Linked DNA regions of Homo sapiens: region 2 is linked to region 1. A link is an interaction called in ENCODE POLR2A ChIA-PET data of the cell type or tissue named here. Cell type or tissue: endothelial cell of umbilical vein. All regions are shown on one strand.

What was found. ChIA-PET counts read pairs that join two places held together with the same protein. Peaks named below come from ENCODE experiments on the same cell type or tissue, not always from the same donor. Only the 100,000 strongest peaks of a DNase experiment are listed, where the experiment ranks them.
Region 2: POLR2A ChIA-PET joins it to region 1 with 6 read pairs; 2 of 35 experiments call an interaction of 5 or more read pairs at or near these places.

The regions. Positions count from the first base shown.
Region 1 is chr1:179,450,101-179,458,100 of GRCh38, reverse strand. The region is part of intron 16 of AXDND1 (axonemal dynein light chain domain containing 1); the gene reads right to left. It also overlaps the pseudogene HNRNPA1P54. Among named protein-coding and RNA genes, the nearest start is that of AXDND1, 88 kb to the right of the region's middle. In endothelial cell of umbilical vein, no CTCF peak of the experiment used is centred here; no DNase peak of the experiment used is centred here.
Region 2 is chr1:179,660,933-179,668,932 of GRCh38, reverse strand. TDRD5 (tudor domain containing 5) reads right to left here. Exons shown (of 18, transcript NM_001199085.3): 15 at 6,647-6,829; 16 at 5,442-5,585. Among named protein-coding and RNA genes, the nearest start is that of TDRD5, 73 kb to the right of the region's middle. In endothelial cell of umbilical vein, no CTCF peak of the experiment used is centred here; a DNase peak (open chromatin) is centred at 4,902; H3K27ac peaks cover 1,541 bases; H3K27me3 peaks cover 166 bases.

The DNA.
Region 1 (8,000 bases):
GGAGGATCACTTGAGCATGGCAGTTTGAGGCTGCTGTGAGCCATGATCATACCACTACACTCAGGCCTCAGCAACAGAGTAAGACTGTCTCAAAAAAAGAAAAAAAAAAAGAGAAGGAAAGAAAAGAAAAGAAAAAAGAGAAAATCAGCCCATGATATTTCCTCACTTCAGAATGTCAGCCAGTTAGCAACAATCCTATTCTAGTTACCACATGCCTGAAAGTCAATCAAGTAACAACAGCCTCACTCCAAATACAAGGTATCCATGGCTGAAAGTAAAACGATCTCTAAATACTCTTTTTTCTTAAAGTTTTTCAGTCTTGGAATTCCATGCTTCTGTGTGAATATCTCTTGCTTTGTTCAGAGAGGTTGTACATTGTATTACAGGGCTCCCTTCCTTAACAAGCAAAAATTCAGCTTTTTTATGGTTATTGTATTTGAATACTTGTATCTTTCTTAGACGAACTGAAAATATGAATATGTGGATAAATCTAAATGAATACTGGCTATATGAAATACGAATAATAATGTCTTGTGAGATTTAAGTATGTAAAAAGAACTGAAACACAAACAAAAATAACACAAAGTATGGGGGAAGCTAAACTAAGAACAAAATAAATTTTGAAATGTTTGGAAAGTAAATACTACATCTTCTAAATAATCCTGAGTCAAAAGACAAACCACAATGGAAATTTAAAACTGTCTTGCCTTTCTGCCCCTGGACGCCGCCGAAGAAGCATCATTAAAGTCTCTCTTCTCCCGGCCGTCTTGTCTAACTCAGAGTCTCCTAAAGAGCCCAAACAGTTGAGGAAGCTCTTCCTTGGACGGTTGAGCTTAGAAACAAGCAACGAGAGCCTGAGAAGCCATTTTGAGCAATGAGGAATGCTCATGGACTGTGTGGTAATGAGATCCAAATACCAAGCACTCCAGGGGCTTTGGGTTTGTCTCACATGCCACTGCGGAGAAGGTGGATGCAGCCATGAATGCAAGGCCACAAAAGGTGGATGGAAGAGTTGTGGAACCAAAGAGAGCTGTCTCAAGAGAAGATTCTCAAAGACCAGGTGCCCACTTAACTGTGAAAAAGATATTTGTTGGTGGCATTAAAGAAGACACTGAAGAACATCACCTAAGAGATTATTTTGAACAGTATGGAAAAAATGAAGTGATTGAAATCATGACTGAGGCAGTGGCAAGAAAAGAGGCTTTGCCTTTGTAACCTTTGACAATCATAACTCCATGGATAAAACTGTCATTCAGAAATAGCATACTGTGAATGGCCACAACTGTGAAGTTAGGAAAGCCCTGTCAGACCAAGAGATGGCTAGGGCTTCATCCAGCCAAAGAGGTCAAAGTAGTTCTGGAAACTTTGGTGGTGGTCATGGAGGTGGTTTCAGTGGGAATGACAACTTTGGTCACGGAGGAAACTTCAGTGGTCATGATGGCTTTGGTGGCAGCTGTGGTGGTGATGGATATGGTGGCAGTGGGGATGGCTATAATGGGTTTGGTAATGATGGTGGTTATGGAGGAGGTGGCCCTGGTTACTCCGGAGGAAGCAGAGGCTATGGAAGTGTTGGACAGGGTTATGGAAGCCAGGGCAGTGGCTATGGTGGGAGTGGCAGCTATAATAGCTATAACAACGGAGGTGGAGGCAGCTTTGGTGGTGGTAGTGGAAGCAGTTTTGGAGGTAGTGGAAGCTACAATGATTTTGGCAATTACAACAATCAGTCTTCAAATTTTGGACCCACGAAGGGAGGAAACTTTGGAGGCAGAAGTTCTGTCCCCTGTGGTGGTGGAGGCCAATACTTCGTCAAACCACAAAACCAAGGTGGCTATGGAGGTTCCAGTAGCAGCAGTAGCTATGACAGTGGCAGATTTTAATTAGGAAACAAAGCTTAGCAGGAGAGGAGATCCAGAGAAGTGACAGGGAAGCTACAGGTTACAACAGATTTGTGAACTCAGCCAAGCACAGTGGTAGCAGGGCCTAGGTGCTACAAAGAAGACATATTTTAGACAAATACTGATGAGTATGGGCAAAAAACTCGAGGACTGTTATTTGTGACTAACTCTATAACAGGTTATTTTAGTTTGTGTTCTGTGAAAAGTGTAAAGCATTCCAACAAAGGGTTTTAATGTAGTTTTTTTTTTTTGGCACCCATGCTGTTGATTGCTAAATGTAATAGTCTGATTGTGATGCTGAATAAATGTCTTTAAAAACAAAACAAAACAAAACAAACTATGTCTTAAACTAAATAATAAAAATTATGCAAAACATGGGATGCAGCCAAAGCTGGCTTCTTATGACTCAATTCTATTGGGTTTCCTCCTACTTCTATTGTCCTACTATCTCTCGTTACCCTTTAAAATGTTGGGGATCCATTCTTAGTCCTTAGTTATTCCCATTGTATATTTCCCCCCCAAGGTGATCTCATCAAAATTCATGGCTTTAACTAACACATATACTAGTATCTTCCAAAATTTTTTTTTTAATTTTTTTTTTTTTTTTTTTTTGAGACGGAGTCTCACTCTGTCGCCCAGGCTGGAGTACAGTGGCGCGATCTCAGCTCACTGCAAGCTCTGCGTCCCGGCTTCACGCCATTCTCCTGCCTCAGCCTCCAGAGTAGCTGGGACTACAGGCGCCCACCACCAAGCCCGGCTAATTTTTTTTGTATTTGTAGTAGAGACGGAATTTCACGGTGTTAGCCAGGATGGTCTTGATCTCCTGACCTCGTGATCCGCCCACCTCGGCCTCTCAAAGTGCTGGGATTACAGGCGTGAGCCACCGCACCCAGCCTCTTTTTTTTTTTTTACTTTTTTTTTTTTTTTTTTTGAAACAGAGTCTCACTCTCTCCCCTAGGCTGGGGTGCAAGGGTGCAATCTCTGCTCACTGCAAACTCTGCCTCCCGGGTTCAAGCGATTCTCCCGCCTCAGCCTCCTGAATAGTGGGGATTACAGGCATGTGCCACCATGACCAGCGCTAATTTTTTTCTTTTTTCTTTTTTTTTTTTTGAGACGGAGTCTCATTCTGTCGCCCAGGCGGGAGTGCAGTGGCACGATCTCCGCTCACTGCAAACTCCACCTCCTGGGTTCACGCCATTCTCCTGCCTCAGCTTCCAGAGTAGCTGGGACTACAGGCGCCTGCCACCACGCCCGGCTAAGTTTTTTGTATTTTTGGTAGAGATGGGATTTCACCATGTTAGCCAAGATGGTCTCAAACCACTGACCTCAGGTGACCCACCTGCCTCGGCCTCCCAAAGTGCTAGAATTATAGGTTTGAGCCACCGTGCCTGGCGTCTTCCAAAATTTCATCCAAGATTTTTCTCCCACATTCCTGACATGCCTGTTGAACAAGTCCACTTAATTGTGCCATAGCTACTCGAAAGTCAGTATGTCTAATACTAAATACACAATCTCCCTTCCCCATACTTTTCCTTCTCCTGTATTCTCTAATCTTAATAAATTGGATGACCCATTTACAGTCCAATCAGGAACACAGCCATCCCACAATACTCTCTCTCACACACACAATTGTGTAGCCTACATTTTTTAAATCTCTTATTTTTCTTTCCTCTTCTCCATTCCCATGTCTTAGGATAGGTCCTCATCATTTCTCAACTTATTCCTGTAGTAGATTCCTGTATTAGTCCATTTTCATGCTGCTAATAAAGACATACCCGAGACTGGGCAATTCACAGAAGAAAGAGGTTTAATGGACTTACAGTTCCACGTGGCTGTGGAGGCCTCACAACCATAGCAGAAGGTGAAAGGCATGTCTCACATGGAGGTAGACAAGAGAAGAAAGCTTGTGTAGGGAAACACCCCATTATAAAACCATCAGATCTCATGAGACTTATTCCCTACCATGAGAACAGCATGGGAAAGACCTGCTCCCATGATTCAATTACCTCCCACTGGGTCCCTCCCACAACACATGGGAATTCAAGATGAGATCTGGGTGGGGACACAGCCAAACCATATCATTCTGTCCCTGGCCCCTCCCAAATCTCCACACTTCAAAACCAACCATGCCTTCCCAACAGTCCCCCCAAAGTCTTAATTCATTTCAGCATTAACTTAAAAGTCCACATTCCAAAGTCTCATCTGAAACAAGACCAGTCCTTTCTGCCTATGAGCCTGTAAAATCAAAAGCAAGTTAGTCACTTCCTAGACACGAAGGGGGTACAGGCATTGGGTAAATACAGGCATTCTAAATGGGAGAAATTGGCCAAAACAAAGGGCCTACAAGCCCCATGCAAATCCAAAATCTAGCAGGAGAGTCCATTTTTTTTTTTTTTTTTTTTTTTGAGACAGAGATTTGCTCTTCTTGCCCAGGCTGGAGTGCAACGGTGCGATCTTGGCTCACTGCAACCTCTGCCTCCCAGGTTCAAGTGACTCTCCTGCCTCGGCCTCCTGAGTAGCTGAAACTACAGGTGCATGCCACCACGACTGGCTAATTTTGTACTTTTAGTAGAGATAGAGTTTCACCATGTTGGCCAGGCTGGTCTCAAACTCCTGACCTCAGGTGATCCGCCTGCCTCAGCCTCCCAAAGTGCTGGGATTACAGGCATGAGCCACTGTGCCTGGACAGCAGTCAAATCTTAAAGGTCCAAAATGACCTTCTTTGACTCCACGTGTCACATCCAGGTCATGCTGATGCAAGAGATGGGCTCCCATGGTCTTGGGCAGCTCCACCCCTGTGGTTTTGTGCGGTACAGCCTCCCGGCTGCTTTCATGGTCTGGCAATGAGTGTCTGTGGCTTTTCCAGGTGCATGGTGAAAACTGTTGGTGGATCTACCATTCTGGGGTCTGGAGGACAGTGGCCCTCTTCTCATAACTCCACTAGGCTGTGCCCCAGTAGAGACTCTGTGTGGGGTCTCTGACCCCACATTTCCCTGCTGCACTTCCCTAGCAGAGGTTTTCCATGAGGGCCCTGCCCCTGCAGCAAACTTCTGCCTGGGCATCCAGGCGTTTCCATACATCCTCTGAAATCTGGGTGGAGGTTCCCAAACCCCAGTTCTTGACTTCTGTACACCCGCAGGTTCAATACCACATGGAAGCTGCCAAGGCTTGAGGCTTGCACCCTCTGAAGCCACAGCCTGAGCTCTATGTTGGCCCCTTTCAGCCACAGCTAGAGCAGCTGGGACACAGGGCACCAAATCCCTAGGCTACTCACAGCATGGGGACCCTGGACCCAGCCCACGAAACCATTTTTACCTCCTAGGCCTCCAGGCTTATGATGGGAAGGGGCTGCCATGAAGACCTATGACATGCCCTGAAGACATTTTCCCCATGGTCTCGGGGGATTAACAGTTGGCTCCCCATTACTTAAGTAAATTTCTGCAGCCAGCTTGACTTTCTCCTCAGAAAATGGGATTTTCTTTTCTTTTTTTTTTTTTTTTTTTTTTTTTTTGAGACGGAGTCTCGCTCTGTCGCCCAGGCCGGACTGCGGACTGCAGTGGCGCAATCTCGGCTCACTGCAAGCTCCGCTTCCCGGGTTCACGCCATTCTCCTGCCTCAGCCTCCCGAGTAGCTGGGACTACAGGCGCCCGCCACCGCGCCCGGCTAATTTTTTGTATTTTTAGTAGAGACGGGGTTTCACCTTGTTAGCCAGGATGGTCTCGATCTCCCGACCTCATGATCCACCCGCCTCGGCCTCCCAAAGTGCTGGGATTACAGGCGTGAGCCACCGCGCCCGGCGGGATTTTCTTTTCTATCGCATTGTCAGGCTGCAAATTTTACAAACTTTTATGCTCTGTTTCCCTTTTAAAACTGAATGCCTTTAACAGCACTCAAGTCACCTCTTGAATGCTTTGTTGCTTAGAAATTTATTCTGCCAGATACCCTAAATCATCTCTCTCAAGTTCAAAGTTCCACAAATCTCTAGGATGGGGCAAAATGCTGCCAGTCCCTTTGCTAAAATATAACAAGAGTCACCTTTGCTCCAGTTCCCAAGAAGTTCCTCATCTCCATCTGAGACCACCTTAGCCTGGATTTCATTGTCCATATCATTATTAGCATCTTGTTCAAAGCCATTCAACAAGTCTCTAGGGAGTTTCAAACTTTCCCACATTTTCCTGTCTTCTTCTAAGCCCTCCAAACCATTTCAACTTCTGCCTGTTACCCAGTTCCAAAGTCGCTTCCACATTTTCAGGTATCTTTTCAGCAGCACCCTACTCTACTGGTACCAATTTACTGTATTAGTCCATTTTCATTCTGCTGATAAAGACATACTCAAGACTGAATAATTTATATGGGAAAAGGGGTTTATTGGACTTATAGTTCCATGCGGCTGGGGAAGCCTCATAATCATGGTGGAAGGCAAGGAGGAGCAAGTCACATCTTAAGTGTATGGCAGCAGGCAAAGAGAGAGCTTGTGCAGGGAAACTCTACCTTATAAAGCCATCAGATCTTGTGAGACTTATTCACTATCATGAGAACAGCATGGGAAAGACCTGGCCTCATGATTCAATTATCTCCCAATGGGTCCCTCCCACAACATGTGGAAATTCAAGATGAGATTTGGGTGGGGACACAGCCAAGCCATATCAGTGAAAATTAATAGAGAATAGAAAAACAATATAGAAAATCAAGAAATCCAAAAGCTGGTTCTTTGAAAAGATCCACAAAATTGATAAACCTTTAGCTAGTTTGACCAAGAAAAAATTAAGACTCAAATTATTAGAATCAGAAACTTAAAAGTTGTAGGGCATTACTACCAACTGTGGAGAAATAAAAAGGATTATAAAGTGGACGATTTTTTTTTTTTTTGAAATATACGGACAACCAAAACTGAATCAAAACAAACCAAGAAAAAAAAGACAATATAGATAGACCTCTTAAAGAGCAGGTTAAGTCCGTAATCAAAAACCCACCTATGAAGCTAAGCCCAGGCCCAGATGGCTTTACCACTAAATATTATCAAGCATTCAAAAAGAATTAGCACCAGTTCTTTACAAACTCTTCCAAAATAACAGAAAAGGAGGAAAATCTTCCCAGCCCATTTCATGAATCCAGTATTATGCTGACACCAAAACCAGATAAAGATATCACAAGAAAGAAAAGCTACAGATAAATATATCTTATAACTATAGATGCAAACTCCTCAACCAAATACCTGCAAACCAAAGCTAGAAACATATAAAAAGAATTATATACCATGATCAAGTAGGTTACGTTTTTTTGAGACAGTGTCTCTCTCTGTCACCCAGGCTGGAGTAAAGTGGTGTGGCTATACCTCACTGCAGCCTCTAACTCCTGGGCTCAAGGCATCCTCCTGCCTCAGCCTTCTGAGTAGCTATGTAGCTATGTGTACAGGATCTCACTATGTTGCCCAGGCTGTCTCGAATTCCTGGCTTCAAGTAATCCTCCTGCCTTGGCCTCCCAAAGCATTGAGATTACAGGCATGACCCATCACTCCCAGCCCGAAGTAGGATTGATCCTAGGCAAGGAAGATTGGATTAATATCCAAAAATCAATGTAATATATCCTACTGATAGAATAAAAGACAAAAGACACACAATTATCTCAATGAATACAGAGAAAGCATTTTTAAAAAAAAATCCCACACATTTTCATGTAAAAGAATTCAATAGGAATAGAACAGAATTTCCTAAACCTGATAAAAAGCATCTATGAAAAACCCACAGCTAACATCACACTTAATCGGCAAAGACTCATGCTTTCCTACTAAGGACAAGAATAAGACAAGAATATCTACTCCCACCATTTCTGTTCAACATTGTACTGGAGGTTCTTGCCAGGGCGATTAGGCCAGAAAAATAAATACAAGAATCCAGGCCACCATGGCTCACGCCTATAATCCCAGCACTTTGGGAGGCTGAGATGGGTGGATCACAAGGTCAGGAGTTCGAGACCAGCCTGGCCAACATGGTGAAACCCCATCTCTACTAAAAATACAAAAATTAGCCTGGCATGTGGCAGATGCCTGTAATCCCAGCTACTGGCAGATGCCTGTAATCAAGCTGGGGCAGGAGAATCGCTTGA
Region 2 (8,000 bases), 210 kb before region 1:
CTCTACTAAAAACACAAAAAAAATTAGCTGGGCGTGGTGGCAGGCGCCTGTAGTCCCAGCTACTCAGGAAGCTGAGGCAGGAGAATGGCGTGAACCTGGGAGGCGCAGGTTGCAGTGAGCCGAGGTTGCGCCACCGCACTCCAGCCTGGGCGACAGAGCGAGACTCCATCACAAAAAAAAAAAAAAAAAAAGAACCTAGATACTCTCTAGAAAAAGCAAGTCCTTCTCTATCCTAATGAACATAAATTCAATTCAAGAAACATTTATGGAACACATCCCATAAGCAAACAGGGCACTGAGTGCTACCATACACAGGCTGGGAAAGAGGGGCAGGGCACGAGAGAAGTGATGTTCACTGAGCACCCCGTGTCGGGCACAGTGCTAGGTTATCTGCATGTGTTTCTTCATTTGAACATCAGAACAGGTGTCCTAGGTAGGTGATACTACGTCTTCTTTCACTTAGCATAATGCTTTTACAGAGTGGTTAAGTTATCCAATGTCCATCAGTAAATGGCAGGGTGCAGATTTGAACTTAAGCCAGTCTATGTTCTCTGTGCTCTACCACACCACCTCCCAGTCAGACAGGATCCCTGTCCCTAAGGGGCACTCAGTCCTCAGTCAGGGAAACTGTGTGTGTGCAGCTAGCCATGAAAGGAGGCAAGAGCTGCATGCTCCTCAGAAGGGACAAAAAGGCCAGGGTTTGAGAGAAAAAGATGAACTTCCAAACTGAGATTGAACTTGAGCTTAAATGAAGGGAGTGCCAAATTTTAACCATTATGAATTAGACCCCATTTCCTACCATATAGTCATTGCTGAAGTAAGTGTACTCTATGGTCATTTAATAGCATTGATCTTTGGTGATGTCAACTGGCATTAACATGAGTAAAGAGGACCCCATCAGACCAAGCTGTAACAAGCTGAACTAAGTGGTTTATCGTCTGGGATCTGCCTAGAGCAAACTGAAACAATAATTGTACAAACAGATGTAGGCTTGTTTTTCTGGCTCATATGCATCACACATTTAATATCAGCAAATGTTCCTTCTGTGGCAAAAATCTATAGCTGCTCACTTTCAAAGATGGCTGGCATGAATGTGGCTTATATAATTATATAATATATAAATGCCTGTGTGTATAACCTTTCTTGGTTGCAAAAAAGAAATTCTAAAACTCCAGATAGCTATACTGGGCCATACAAGATGTTATTTCAGGAAACCAAAGACCTGGACTCAAATTTTTGCATAGTTTATGCAATTCACATGTATACTTGAACTACCTTTTAAGTTTATCTTCACTTAAAATGAGGCTGAGAATGAGTGAATTCTTTCAATAAGCTGCAATAATAAGTAAATCAATATTAATATCATAAATTTTTTAAGCTGGGGAGATTACTAGTTCAAATCAGTCTTCACAGGTGGACAAGCTCAGGGCACAAAAGGTAACTTGTTTAAACTTGCTAGTCAGTGGTAAAGACTAGGCCCTAGATTATAGCACTCACAGACCAGTGCTTTTTACATTATGCCCTACTGCCTATGTTTAGCTGTTTAATAGATAATATACAGAAACATTTTTAAAAAGCTATATCTTCTTTCTTGACAAATATGATTTAAGAAAGATGCACTGTTGACACATATTTAAATGCATCCTGATAGCTTTCACTCTGAATTTCACTTTAAATTTGTATCACATCTGAAAGCAAGTATGTGTAGTAAATTTAAGCAATTAGTTGAAAATAAGTCTTCCCCTTCTAACAGTAACCTAGAGCCTTACTACTCAAAAGTGGTGTTCACTCATCAGCAGCATCAGCATTAGTTGGAAGCTTGCTAGACATGAAGAGCTTTGGTCCCTACCCCAGATATGCTGGATAAGAATCTGCATTTTAACAAGATTCCCAGGTGACCTGTATACACATTATAGTTTGAGAAGCACTGCTCTACCAGATTTATTCTTCTGTAGTTATAAATGACTGACTCCCTCACAGTTGTTTGGAAATACACCAAGATGGAACTACAGGTTAGTCTCAACAAACATGTTCATGATTTATGAAACATGAACAAATGCCCCAAATCACTTCACATCCACTAGAATGGCTATAATAAAAAAGACATGATTACAATTGTTGGCAAGAACAGCAAATGTTGACATGGACAAACTGGAGTACTCTTAAATTGTTGGTAGGAATGTAAAATGGCACCACTGCTCTGGAAAATATCCTGGTAGTTCCTCAAAATGTTAAACATAGGGTTGCCATATGCTTATCTAGTTACATACTAAGATAAATGAAAACATGGGAAGGAGTAAGAAAACGGCATAGGGCAGAACTCTGGGAGACACCACAGGGAGCAAGCCTACAAATTACGTCGGGAGGTAGGAGGAAAAAAGATCATGGCATCACAAAACCCAAAGGAAGATTATGTTTCAAGAAGGAACACAAGATTACTTTCAAATATTGCTGAGCAATCAGGTACTGTAAGGTTAAAACATGCCAACCTAATTTAGCAACATGGGAATAGATGGTGACTTGAAGGATAATCACTGTAGTATTGTTTAAAGTCACATGAAATCTTAAAAATAGATATTCATCAGAACTATTTAAATCAGTGTGGCATATCCATACTCTGCAGGAGTTTAAAGCAATGAGGTAGGTTTGTAAGTATTGAAATGGAAAGGTGCTGAACAGTATGTGTATCATGTTCTCATGTATGTGTTTAGTTTCTAGGAAGGATACACAAGAAACTGCTTATGATGGGAGTTGGATTAGAAGAGGCAAGGATATCTTATTTCCGTAACTTTCAGAACTACTTGAATTTTAAAATCCTGCATATGTAGTACTTTCATAATTTTCAAAAGCAAAACATGTTTGTCTACATAGGGGATGAAAAACAAGTGTGGTAGCTAGAGAGGACTTTGGGATTAAAAAAATTTGGAATGTTTAAATTTTGTTTAGACGGAAGGTACACTAACATGTTTAAATGCTTATGAGAACACTCCAGTAGAAAGAGGCTGAAGATACAGACAGCAGGAGAGGACTGTATCCTAAGCATACTTCCAGTCCCAAGCCTTTTGAATAAGGGATATTCAACCTGCATGGTAAGTACAGGTTGCTTTAGAATAGGAATAGAAAAAGGGGTAGAAAAAGAAAACTTTCTTAAGAAATATACCTTAAGGAGTTCATTATGATACAGTAAAGATTTTACCTTTGTAACTTCTCTTCGTGGGGTATAAATTAATAGTATAAAACTACATGACAGAAAAAGTTTGAGGACTCAGATTTCCTGACTTCAAAACTTATTAAATAGCTAGAGTAATCAAGACAATGTGACGCTGGTATAGGAACAGACACATAGAGAATAGGATTAAGAATCCAGAAATAAACCCTATCTTTATGTCAGCTGATTTTCAATAAGGATGCCAAGACAATTCATGGGGAAAGAATCATCGTTTCAACAACTAGTGCTGGTACAGCTGAATGTCCACATGCAAAAGAATAAAGATGGACTCTATCTCACACCATAACAAATTAACTCAAAATGGATCAAAGGCCTAAATGTAAGAGCTAAAATTATAAAATGCTTAGGTGAAAACACAAGTGTAAATCTTTGTAACTTTTGGTCAGACAATGGCTTATTAGGGGAGACCAAGAGCTCAAGCAACCAAATAAAAAAATCGATTGGATTTTATTAAAAACAAACTTTTGTGCTGCAATGGACACCATTAAGTGAAAAAGAAAAACAGAAGAGTAGAAAATTTGAAAATAATATATCTCATAAGGGACTTGTAATATGATATTTTCTTATATCTGAATAACAAAAGACAACCTACTTTTAAAATGGGCAAAGGATCTGAATATCTTGTCAGAGAAGATAAATCACCAATAAGCACATGAAAAGACACCCAACATCATTAGCCATCAGGGATATGGAAAGAAAACCCTTCATATCCACTAGCATGGCCATAATCAAAAGAACAGGCAATAAGTGTTGGTGAAGATATGGAGAACTGGAACCCTCATACACTGCTGGGGGGTACATAAAATGTTGCAGCCACTTTGAATGACAGTATGCCAATTCCACAAAATGTTAAAAGCAGAATTACCATACGATCCAGAAACTCCACTCCTAGTTATATATCTAAGAAAAACTAAAACATGTTCACAGAAAACCTTGTACTTGAACATTCTTAGCAGCATAATAGCCAAAATGTGAAAGCAGCCCAAATTCCCACCAACTGATGAATGGATAAATAAGATGTGGTATATCATAGAAGGGAATATTATTCAGCCATAGAAAGGAATAAAGTACTGGTTCATACTACAACAAGGATGAATTTTGAAGACATTATTAATGCTAGGTGAAAGAAGACAATCACAGAAAACCACATACTGTGTGCCATTTAACAGACAAATCTGTAGAGACAGAAAGCAGATTAGTAAGTAGCTGCCTAAGGCTGTGAGAGGACAGGGAAGGAGTATGACTGCTAATGGTCATGGGTGGTTTTTTTTGAGAGCGTGATGAAAATATTCTAAAATAGACTGTAGTGATAGCTGCACAGCTGTGTATCCTAAAAACATTGAATTGTGCATTTTAAATAGTGAATTATAATGGTATATCAATTATATTCCAATAAAGCTGTATTTAAAAAAAAAGACAAGAGAAACAAAATATAAAAGCCTACTTTATCCTGAAACTAAATTCATGCATTAAGTAAGCTACATTTCTGGAAGAGACCATTCTATGAAATACAGAATGACTTTATCATTCTCATACAAAAGTAACCACAGTCTGAAGGAAATGTGTCACTTAGAAGGTTCATCTTCCCTAGATCTGCTTTTGAACAAGTCTTCTAGACTTAAGCTCTTTATTTTCAATGTAACACACCAAAGTAAAGAGGCCTGGCAGCCAAATTTCGTGATTCACAGACATTGTCCTGCTGCTTTCAGGATGCTCGTAATATATTCAGGAAACCTGAAACAATTAGATTCTATGCCAGGATTACTGCTTTCTGCCAAAGCAATGTGAATGAAGAAACCAGTCTAGACTATGCGACAAATATAGAGCTTAAAATTATGACTAAGTTACAGGAAAATCCCAATTTTCTGTATCTCTAAGAGAGGTTTAATCATTTTTAAAATTCTAGGCTCAGGATTCTCTTCTGAAGCAATAAGTAATTATGTTTTCATTTTAAAATCAACATATATTTTATGTATATGTATTCTACAACTGCTGAGAGAGGTCATTAACCACAAGTATTCTGGGGTGCAAATCCACTCATAACTCTAGTACAAAGCCCAGAAAGTCAAATTTATCATCAACAGTAACAGCTACAGCAAGCTGTTAAGAGACAGGCAATATCAAAATATGTAAATTGAGACAATTTTGCTTTCTAAAAATGAAAGGACTTCCTTATGCAAACCTGTCCCAATAACCTGCATTAGACATTTACCTTTTGAGTCCTGTTTGTGCCAGTATTTTTTTCCTGAGCACCCAGTACTTCTGGCTTATGAACTTCTACTTTCGTTCCATTTACAAGGCCTGAAGGCTGCCAAGAATCATCCCATGTATCTTTAGGGGTAGAAAAACACCAGTCCTATAATGAAAAAATGGCAACAACAGACTGAGATAAAGTGCAACATGACCCAAAAAGAGGATAACTTGGGCAAGATAAATGCAAGAAAGCAATACATATTTTTAAAAAAGGTATTTATTAACTTTCTATATCAGTTTGACTTTCCTCCTTGCTTTATTGGTCCATACCCAGTATCTTGAACTCTGAACACATGGATCTCAAAAATAAATACAACTCTGTTTGTAGTCTTTCCTTTAATATCTTTTTCATGGCTAGATGATTTTTTTCATGATCACCTAGTACTTAAATAGCACAAACATGAAGGAGCAACATAATTTCAGATACTTATTCTTATAGCCAGTGGAAAATAAATTTCAAATATATATAGTTAGGCCTAATATTAGCAAATATGCTGACTCCAGAAATCCAGGGGTTATATTACAAGGCTAAAGCAACAACAGTAGAATTAGAGAAAATGGTTTCTTTCATTTATTTATAGATCCTAAGGGCCTTGACTAGGGGCCAATGATAAAACAAAAATCACAATGATTAAAAGGGCAGATATGCAAAAATTGGCCTATGGTTTATTGTCCCATGATGAATCCTCTGTCCCACTACATGTCACTGCCATTTTTTAAAATCATGTATTCTTTGAATTATGGCCTGATAAATACTTTTGAATTCCAGAATATATAGCTTTCTTGGACCTAGACAATTAAATTTAAATTTCCTTTTCTCAGTACTGATTTGCTTTCTTTTCCTATTTTTTTTTAGATAGGGTCTTACTCTGTCACCCAAGCTGGTGGAATGTAGTGGCATGATCTTGGCTCACTGCAACCTCCAGCTCCCAGGCTCAAGCACTGATCCTCCTACCTCAACCTTCCAAGTAGCTGGGAGAGCAAGTGCACACCACCACACCTGGCTATTTTTAGTAGAGACAGGGTCTCACCATGTTGCCCAGGCTGGTCATGAACTCCTGAGCTCAACTGATCCACCCACCTTGGCCTCCCAAACTGCTAGGATTACAGGCTTGAGCCGCAGTGCCCGGCCTGATTTGCTTTCTATTTTTCCAAGGATCTAACCTTCTGTGGCATTTCTTTACATGATGAATACTGATTCTTTCCACCAAGGCTTGCAGTAAATAGATGGGAGGCAGCATCACCTCCTTTTCCCATCTTAGCCTGTAGAGGTAACCAGTTCTCATCCCAAATATCATCACCTATGGTCACTGACTCCAGGCATGGCATTCCAGTGGGGATCTCATCCTAAAATGTAACAGAAGACAAAGAAAAACTATCATTTATAGTTCCTATATGAGCACATAAAATTTAGGTTTTATAGTTTTTTCCTGACTCCAGGTAAAGATGACAGTTTGAATTCACAATTTATTAATTTCCCTTCTGAAATGCCACCAAAATAATAAAGAGATTTAGGATATAATCTTTATAGTCAAAGAGAACAGAAGAGGAGAAAGCACCATCTACTTTCTGGGTACAGGAAAGCAGACAAGTGACAACCGATTAAGCAGTCCTGAGAAAGTGGAATCCTGAGCTTGTAGTGAAAAAATTGAGAAGCAACCCAAATCTATACAATATATACCTCAAAAACTCAGAAATTTGTACTAAAAGGTTTTTGGAATTGAGGGGGTAAAATGGGAATGAAAACAAGCACACTGGCTGAAAGTCTGTGTAAGCAGGACTTAGATCTCCAGATACTCTCCCCTATTCCAAGAACTCAGGCAACTACATCTCTTCTATCTGTCAGAAGACCAGAAATATTCTGGAGGGTAAAACTGAGGATGGAGCAATCATAATAAAAAATTATTAAGGAATCAAATGAAAGTTTTTATAATGAATATTGAGATCCCTGGCTGTCTTTTCAATAGCAGAACAGAAATGAAAGAATGCATGAACTTGAAGACAGATCCCTAGAAATGATAAAATCTAAACAAAAGAGAAAAAAAGATTGGGGGGAAAAAAACAAAAAAAACAACCAAACAAAAAACTCAAAACAGAGCCTCAGGGACTGTGGAACAATACCAAAAGATATAACATTTGTGTCATCAGAGTCTCACAAGGAGAACAGAAAGAATATAATGCAGAAAAATAATTTGAAGAAATATGGCTGAAAACATCCAAAATTTGGTGAAAGACATAAATCTACAGATTCAAGAAGTTCACCAAAACCCAAACTGGATAAACCTAAAGAAATCCATGCCCAGACAGGTTCTACTCAAGTTGCTGAAAACTAAAGACAAAGAACTATCTTGAATGTAGCCAAAGAAAAATAACACATTACTTATAAAGGAAGAACAATTTCAATTACTGTGGATTTTGCATCAGAAACCATGAAGGGCAGAAAGGAGAAGAATGAAACTGTTAAAGTGCTAAAAGAGAAGAAATGGGAACCCAGGTTTCTATATACAGCCAAAATATC